Linked DNA regions of Homo sapiens: region 2 is linked to region 1. A link is an interaction called in ENCODE POLR2A ChIA-PET data of the cell type or tissue named here. Cell type or tissue: OCI-LY7. All regions are shown on one strand. Links, peaks and the distances in the headings refer to the core of each region. The heading gives the core; the rest is flanking DNA. Region 1 overlaps MEAK7 (MTOR associated protein MEAK7). Region 2 overlaps KCNG4 (potassium voltage-gated channel modifier subfamily G member 4).

Region 1 (4,389 bases), core at 1-4,000:
AGGGTCGACCTGACAGGGAAGGCGAAGGGACCCAGTGAGAACGTGTCCCAGGAGCAGTTCACAGCATCCATGTCCCACCTGTTGAAAGGAAACTCCGAGGAGAAGAGTCTCATGATTATGAAAATGATTTCTGCCACAGAAGGTCCCGTGAAGGCCAGAGAAGTCCAAAAGGTAGTGAGGCCGCGAGGTCCTTTGCAGCCTCCTCAGCAGTCTTGGTGACCATCGGTGGGGGGATGGAGGCCAGTTACATGGCACATGGAGGAGTAAACCAAAAAGTATTTGAGCTGGGTTTCAATTAATCGGAGTTTATTTTGCCAAGGTTAAGGGCATGTCTGGGAGAGAGGCCTGTGCCTTTCTCCAAAGATGATTTTGAGGGCTTCAGGACTTAAAGCGGAAAAGCAGACTGCAGGGGAAGGAGGGAGGGTCTGGTCCCATTACTGAATCCATATTTTGTTAAGAGGAAGGGAGCAGGTAGGGAAATAGTCAATGTGTGTTTGTCTTGCACTCAGTAAATCAGCACTTTACATATGATCAGGTGAGCATAGTCACTACCTGTGGAGATTTTATTTTATTTATTTATTTTTTGAAATGGAGTCTTGATCTGTCACCCAGGCTGGAGTTGAGTGGCGCGATCTTGACTCACTGCAACCTCTGCCTCTCAGGTTCAAGTGGTTCTCCTGCCTCAGCCTCCTGAGTAGCTGGGGCTACAGGCACACACCACCGTGCCTGGCCGATTTTTGTATTTTTAGTAGAAACGGGGTTTCACCACGTTGGCCAGGCTGGTCTCCAACTCCTGAGCTTAGGTGGTCCGCCTGCCTTGGCCTCCCAAAGTGGTAGGATTATAGGCATGAGCCACCACGCTGGCCAGCTGTGGAGATTTTAAACCTTTTATCTGTAGCTGTCTGCTTAGGAACAAAGGGAAAGGCAGTTTCTTGCAAGACTCAGCTTTTAGCTTAATTTTTCCTTTTGGCAGAGTGAATTGGAGTCCTGAGTTTTTATTTTTTCCTGCTTTGTCTTTCAGAAATCTTTTGGAGAAAGGATTTTAGAGGAAAATGAGTCTCAGGGCTTGGGTTTTGTCTGATCTGTCATGTCCAGAATGGTTTATTCCTAGTCAGATATGTTTTTAGGTAAGCTCATTTTTACCAGGTTGTGAAGTCTCATGTCCCGTGAAGAAAAAATAGTGGGGGAGGAAGAGAGAAAAACAACAAACAAAAAAGGGAAGACAACACTGGAAAACTCATATAGGCCATATTACTCTGAAGTCCATATATCAGCAGGCAGGTACGAAAATGGTTCTGTATATAAATAGGTCGCTGTTACTCCAGAGTTTAAGTTGTCTAGCTTTAGTTCTCAGAGCTTTAAGAAGAGCACAGCTTATTTTTTAATGATTTCAAATCAGAAAAATGGGGGGAAAAAAAGGAATAGAAGGAAGGAGAAAGATTGAAATGTTATTTTAAAGACTTGTAGCCAGGAAAAAATTCTAGGGTTCAGTCCAAATTGTAGAAAATAATAAAAATTGACACTGGTCAAAGCTAGAATCCAATAACCAGTGTACTATGGTTTATTTTGAAACATTTTTCTCTCTTCAGTTCCCCACTTTCATTAAAGACAAAATCATAGTAGGACCAACTTATTTGTAAAATAAGTTGTAGTCTAATTATACTTAGCTTGATTATTTTGCATAAAGTGCAGCAACAGTGATAATTTGCCATATAGACACTGACTCTCTTTGAATTATCTTTGCTAGAACTTTTCCTTAAGGAGTCTGAGATTAGACATTTTTATTTATTTTATTTTATTTTATTTCATTTTTTTAGATTAGACCTTTCTAAAAGCTCCAAGCCTAGCCAAGAATTTATCTGTGCCTGTAGATACCCATGTGACTTGGGTGAATTCCTCTCTCTTTGAGGTCCCAAGAAAACTTGGAGTATTTGGGCCTGTCAGAAAGTGACATCCTTTACTTACAGATCAGGACCCTGTAAAGGACAGTGTGAGGCCAGTTTGTCCAGTGGCTTTTATCAGCTCTACAGGTCAGCTTCATTTTCTCAAGGTAATCTGAAAATGCTGTTCCAGTCAAAGCCTTCATGAAATAACCAGTGTTTCCAATTATGTCCTGTTATAAAAGAAAACAGATTCTTATTGAATGTATGCAAATAATTATATTGCCATAAATTAAGAATACTCACAAATAGTTTCCAAATTTTAGAGAAATTAGGTAGACAGAAAGGGATTATGTTTTAAATTTTGCTCACTAGAGTATATTTTAATTGTTAAAAGCTGTAAATAGCTTAAAAGAGAAAGTTTTCTTGACTCTGGAAAAAAAACAGCTAATGTTGTAAACAAAATGTCATAAAAGATTATTTCGGTCATCTGTTAGTTCGGTCCACGCAATTAACTTCTTGCTTGCTTGATATTGGATCGGCAATCCTCATGAATACGTCAGCCCCCTATGAGTCCTAGAAGTTTTCCTTTCTATTCCAACAGCACAATCTCTGAAGTTATCGGAACCGATATTTAAGAGTACTCTTCAGAGTTCTATAGCTGACTATAAACTGCCCTATAAAAGGATCAAAGTAAAACAATTGTGGATGTCAAAAGTCTTAGAACAGCCATGGTTAAAGACACAATTGACAAGGAAATTTGGGTACTTCTCTGGCATACAACAACTTTACATAATAGTAATTACTACTGATAACATATACTAAGACACATCAGAATCACAGGAATCTCATAGAATTTTGGAACACATACTAATAACACACTTACATAAATGTGGTCCAAAGATGGTTAAACACCATTTCATATTTGACAGTGCTTCCTGTATGATTGTATTATACCAAGTAAGCCCAATATGTCTCCCTTGGAGCTCAAGGGACCTAATATCAAAACAATAATTGAGGTCAAAAGGACTGAATTTTGAATTTGATTCTGGAAAGTTTGTCAAATATCAGAAGTTTAAAACACTTGATATAGGCTGGGCGTAGTGGCTGACGCCTGTAATGCCAGCACTTTGGGAGGCCAAGGTGGGTGGATTATCTGAGGTCAAGAGTTCAAGACCAGCCTCGCTAACATGGTGAAACCCTGTCTCTACCAAAAATACAAAAATTGGCCAGGCGTGGTGGCACACACCTGTAGTCCCAGCTACTCGGGAGGCCAAGGCAGGAGAATCGCTTGAACTCGAGAGGTGGAGGTTGCAGTGAGCCAAGATTGTGCCACTGCACTCTAGCCTGGGTGACAGAGTCAGACTTCATCTCCAAAAATAAATAAATAAATAAATAAATAAAATAAAACACTTGATATCACAAAATAAGATCACAGGTCATTGTAAAATAAGTCATTTAGCCAAAGTGCTAACTCAAAGGTTTTGAAAAAAAGGGTAAAAACCTTTATTTTTTTGAGAGAGGAGACTTAATTTCCCAAACAATAAGCCCTAATAAAGACAGTATGAGGCCACTTAAATCTCTGTGAAGTCTTATAAACAAATCTATTAAATTTTAATCATCTTGACCATAAGATGTAATTTGTATAAACCTTTTTATAACCTTTTATAATTCTTTAAATGAAAAGGTGGGTTATGCTCCAAGAAAACCTTGTTAATCTGACACAAGGACCCAGATGCTGGTGTTGGATCAGTGTATGTTTGATATTAATATTTAATTTACAGAGAACCTCTGAACTAATTTTCTCTCTCAAAATCGGCCCTTACAATCTCATACATCCACCTCTTCCACAATAGTCCCTGGGCCTAGAGGGGTTAAATATTTTAAATTTCAGGCCCTGTGTCTCGTGAACACAGTTTGATTGCCATCTTTTCCTGGGTCTCAAAATGAGGCTTTAATTGTTTTCAGTGTTGAAGATTTAGCAGGATTCAAGTCTCTTTTAGCCCTAGGAATCACAGCCCTGTAACTTAACAGCAAAAGGACTTTAAAAACAATACAAAATGTTACATGGATATGATAACCTTAATTTAAAAAAATTTAAATCTGTTTTCTTTTTTCTTTTCTTTTTTTTTTTTTTGAGACGGAGTCTTGCGCCTTCACCGAGGCTGGAGTGCAGTGGCGCGATCTCAGTCACTGCAAGCTCCGCCTCCTGGGTTCACGTCATTCTCCTGCCTTAGCTTCCCAAGTGGCTGGGACTACAGGTGCACGCCACCACGCCCAGGTAATTTTTTGTACTTTTAGTAGAGATGGGGTTTCACCATGTTAGCCAGTATGGCCTTGATCTCCTGACCTCGTGATCCACCTGCCTCGGCCTCCCAAAGTGCTGGGATTATAGGCGTGAGTCACCGTGCCCAGACGTTTTTTTTTTTTTTTTTAAGACAGGGTCTCGCTCCGTTGCCCAGTCTGGAGTGCAGTGGCACAACCTCAGCTCACTACAACCTCTGCCTCC
Region 2 (4,389 bases), core at 390-4,389, 270 kb after region 1:
CCTGGGGCCTCCTTGATGCTCTGCAGGTGACACTGTTTCCTCTGCCTCCTCACAGTCCCCCCACCTCTGCAGGTCCAACTCCAGCCCCCCGCAAATGCCCCATGCAGACGCCACCACCCACACTCATTCATGAGTCGTTCAGGAAGGGCCCCTGCAGGCCGGGCCTGTGCTGGACACTGGGAGAGTCCCTAGGTCTCTCCTTCGGTGACTGCTGACGGGACACCAGCACAGAGGCGATGGGATGGCGGCCCGCCTTCCCCACACGGGGAGAACCGCTGTGAGATTCAGAGTCAGTGGATACTTCTTAGACCCCTGCTGGGCTCCTGGCCCTGTGCTAGTCATTTCCCTGTTTCCTAATTTAATCCTCACCACAATCCCATTCTACAGATCAGAAAACTGGGTCTCAAGAAGTTATGCAACTTGCCTGACAGCAGCTAAGCTAGTAATGCTCCCTCAGTGGCAGCTGCTTTTTTTTTTTCTTTTTTTTTTGAGACAGGGTCTTGCTCTGTTGCCCAGGCTGGAGTGCAATGGTACAATCTCGGCTCTCCTCCAACCTCCTGGGTTCAAGTGATTCTCATGCCTCAGCCTCCCGAGTAACGGATTACAGGTGTGCACCACCACGCCAGGCTAATTTTTGTGTTTTTAGTAGAGACAGGGTTTCCACACACTGGCCAGGCTGGTCTCAAACTCCCTTGCCTCAAGTGATCTGCCCACTTCAGCCTCCCGAAGTGCTGGGATTACAGGCGTGAGCCACCATGCCCAGCCCAGTGGCAGCTGCTTTCTAGTAAGAATTTGCTGGAACCTCTAGAAGAGAAGTCAGCCATCCAACCCGCCCAAGGTGAAGGCCGTGGAGAGCCGGTGATGGATCAGCCACAGGGCATGAACCGGAGGGCAGCAGCGGGAGAGGACTGAGGAGGAAGAGAAGCAGCGTAGATTTGGGAAGCTTCTACACTGCAGCATCCCTCAGCGGGTCTCCCGGGTGCCCACAATCGCCCTGTGGGATGACAGTTACCTTCCCCACTTCACAGAAGGGAAGACGCCTTCAGAGAGATGACTCATCGGCCAGGTCCCATGGTGGGGCTGACCCCGTCCGGTTGGTTCCAGCACTCTCAGAGCCCTTGTGTCCCAGGGTTGGGAAGTGGGGACAGCTGCTAGAAGGAGTGGGCGGGGGGGTGGCGGGGAGACCTGGGGAGGAGGGATTGCGGCTCGGGGTGAGTAGTGCCTGGGGGGAGGCCCATGGGAGCGGAGTAAAGGAGGGGAGGGTAGCGGAGGGCACGGCTGGCCGAGAGAAAAGTGGCTAAAGGAGTGGGCAGAGGAGTGAGTCAGCACATCCAGGCCCCAGGAGAGCCTCAGAGGAAACAGCTCAGGGCCTCGGGCCAGGGCCAAAGGCACAAATGGTGAACTCACAGCAGGAGGGAGGGGAGGGAGGGATGCCGAGCTGCAGAATGGACCAGCCCTGACTAAGGAGCTGCAGAAGTGAGAGGTGGCCACGTTCTGAAGTGGGGCTGGCAGCATTTTGCTGGGAGGGACAGAGGGGGCGAGGAAGTCTCCAAGGTCAAGACTGTGGGCCCTGAGCCCCTCCCAGATGGAGCTTCCAGAACTGGCCTGCATTGCATCTGCAGGGCCCCCAGGGCAGCAGCTTTGCCCTCAGGAAGCCCCGCTCTGCTGCTGCGTGAAACAGGTGAGGGCCAGGCTGTGGGACCCCCACTACTTCCACTTCCTGCCTCCCCCAGGAGTGTTCAGCCAGCTCAGACTCCGACGATAACTCCCATACCACAATATTGGCCCTTTTAAAGTGCACAATTCGGTGGTCTTTAGTATCATCGTGGAGCTGTGCAGCCATCACTGCTACCCTCCTCCTCCATCCAGCCCCGGACACCCACCCCTCTGCTTTCTGTCTCTGTGGATTTGCCTGCTCTGGACATCTCACATAAGTGGAATCATCCAACATGTCGTGTCTGTGTCTGGCTTCTTTTCACTCAGCATCGTGTTTTCAGGGTGCATCCATGTTGTAGCACGATTTAGCCCTTCATTCCTTTTCATGGCTGACTACTATTCCATTGTATGAATAGGCCGCATTTTATGTATTCACTCATCAGTTTATGGATGTTTAAGTTGTCTCTACTTTGGGGCTATTATGAATAATACTACCATGGACTTTTGTGTACAAGTTTTTTTGGGTTTTGTTTTGTTTTGTTTTTTTCTGAGACAGATTCTAGCTCTGTCGCCCAGGCTGCAGTGCAGTGGCACAAGCTTGGCTCCCTGCAACCTCCACCTCCTGAGTTCAAGTGATTCTCCTGCCTCAGCCTCCCGAGTAGCTAGGATCACAGGCACCTGCCACCATGCCTGGCTAATTTTTGTATTTTTAGTAGAGATGGGGTTTTACCATGTTGGCCAGGCTGGTTTTAAACTCCTGACCCCAGGTGATCCACCCGCCTCGGCTTCCCAAAGTGCCAGGATTACAGGCGTGAGCCACCACACCCGGCCTGTGTACAAGTTTTTGTGTGGACATGTGTTTTCATTTGTCTGAGCTATACACCTAGGAGTGGAACAGCTGGGTTGCATGGTAATTCTGTTTAACCTTTTGAGGACCTGCCAAACTGTTTCCACTGCCGCTGCCCCATTTTACATCCCCACCAGTAGTGATGGGTTCCAGTTTCTCCACAATCTCACCGACACTTGGCTATTGTCTGTCTTTATGATTTTAGCCATCCTAGTGGATGTCAATTTGTGTCTTATTGTGCTTTTGATTATCCTTTTTTTTTTTAACTTTTCATCATGGAGAACTTCAGACATTTACAAGGTAAATAGAATAATATAAGGAACTTCTGGGAAACCATGACTCCATGACTTAGCTACACACAATGGTCAATATTCTGCCGCTTTTGTGTATGTTTGTCTTTGAGACGGAGTCTCGCTCTATCGCCCAGGCTGCAGTGCAGTGGTGCAATCTCGGCTCACTGCAACCTCCGCCTACCAGGTCCAAGCCATTCTCCTGCCTCAGCCCGCCAAGTAGCTGGGATTACAGGCATGTGTCACCATGCCTGGCTAATTTTTGTATTTTTAGTAGCGACAAGGTTTCACCATATTGGTCAGGCTGGTCTCGAACTCCTGACCTCAGGTGATCCACCCACCTTGCCCTCCCAAAGTGCTGGGATTACAGGCGTGAGCCATTGTGCCCAGCCAATATTCTGCCATTCTTGTTTCCTCTCTTTCCATCCCCTCTCCACCTCAGATCACTTATAATCATTTGTTACTATTTTTCTTCTACAGTTTTACAGGTGAAATGTACATACACTGAAATGCACAAATCCTAGGTGTAGAATTTAATAAACGGATGCACCCGTGTCAGCCTCTCCCCTGTGAGTATAGAATATTTCTGTGACCCCAGAAAGCTCCCTCGTGGCCCTTCACAGGCCATCCCTACACTACCCAGAGGCAGCCACTGTTCTGATCACTTTGTGCACCCTAGATGAGGCTGCCTGTTCTCGAGCTTCCCACAAGTGGAAACACACACCCGGCTTGCTTTGCTCCACATCATGCCTGTGGGATTCATCGGTGTTGTTTCACCATTCACACCCTGGGCCTTCTCCAGGCTGACGCTTGCTCTTCTTCATTGCAGGAAGGAGCCAGAACACACCTCGCTCTGCCTGTGGCAAGGGCTAGGAATAGGGTGACCAACCATCCCGGTGTGCCCAGGGCCCAGGGGGTTCCTAGGACCCGGAACTTTCTGGGTTTAAGCACAGAACTTCCACAAAGGGAGAAAGGAAAACTTTTTTCTTTCCTTCTTTCCCCTTTTTTTCTTTTCTTCGAATGTTTGCTAAGCTGGGAGTTATTTCCTCTGCCCACACTCCATAAACACCCCCTGCCCCAATGCCAGCATTTCTGAGGAACCAGTGCTGGGAGGCTGGATTTAGGATGCACAGCAGAGCCTGATGCAGGTGCAGTGACGCGGCAGAGCAGAGCCCTTGCTGCAGTCCAGAGAGGTGGCCAGAGGGCCAGGCCGTGGGAGGGCAGGAGCCGGTGTGCATGGCTTGAGTGTCCAAATGCCAGCCCCACAGGCAGGAGGAGGACCTGGCAGCGCCTTCTCGGCCTCTCAGGAGTCACCTTCCTGAGCTATCGGGTCATCAGTATGGAAAAGTTATTCCCAGGCTATAAGTATTTTAAGCCTAGGGAGAAACTCCCAGGATGTCTGCAAAGAGAGAGGCCTTGTAGGCAGAATCTAGCTCAGAGTCTGAAAACCTTCCAGGTGCCTCAGAGTGAATGGGGGGAGTTACCAAAATGTAGATTCCCGGGCCCCACCCTAAGGTTTGGATTTTGTGATGGGGGCCCAAGAATCTGCATTTACAACAAGCACCCTGGGGGCTTCTGGTGCCAGGGTTTCCAAAT

What was found. Peaks named below come from ENCODE experiments on the same cell type or tissue, not always from the same donor. Only the 100,000 strongest peaks of a DNase experiment are listed, where the experiment ranks them.
Region 2: POLR2A ChIA-PET joins it to region 1 with 14 read pairs; 2 of 35 experiments call an interaction of 5 or more read pairs at or near these places.

What each region holds. Positions count from the first base shown.
Region 1 is chr16:84,491,465-84,495,853 of GRCh38, reverse strand. It overlaps MEAK7 (MTOR associated protein MEAK7), which reads left to right. Exons shown (of 8, transcript NM_020947.4): 3 at 1-171. Among named protein-coding and RNA genes, the nearest start is that of MEAK7, 11 kb to the left of the region's middle. In OCI-LY7, for the core only: no CTCF peak of the experiment used is centred there; a DNase peak (open chromatin) is centred at 2,193.
Region 2 is chr16:84,225,393-84,229,781 of GRCh38, reverse strand. The region is part of intron 2 of KCNG4 (potassium voltage-gated channel modifier subfamily G member 4); the gene reads left to right. Among named protein-coding and RNA genes, the nearest start is that of KCNG4, 12 kb to the left of the region's middle. In OCI-LY7, for the core only: no CTCF peak of the experiment used is centred there; no DNase peak of the experiment used is centred there.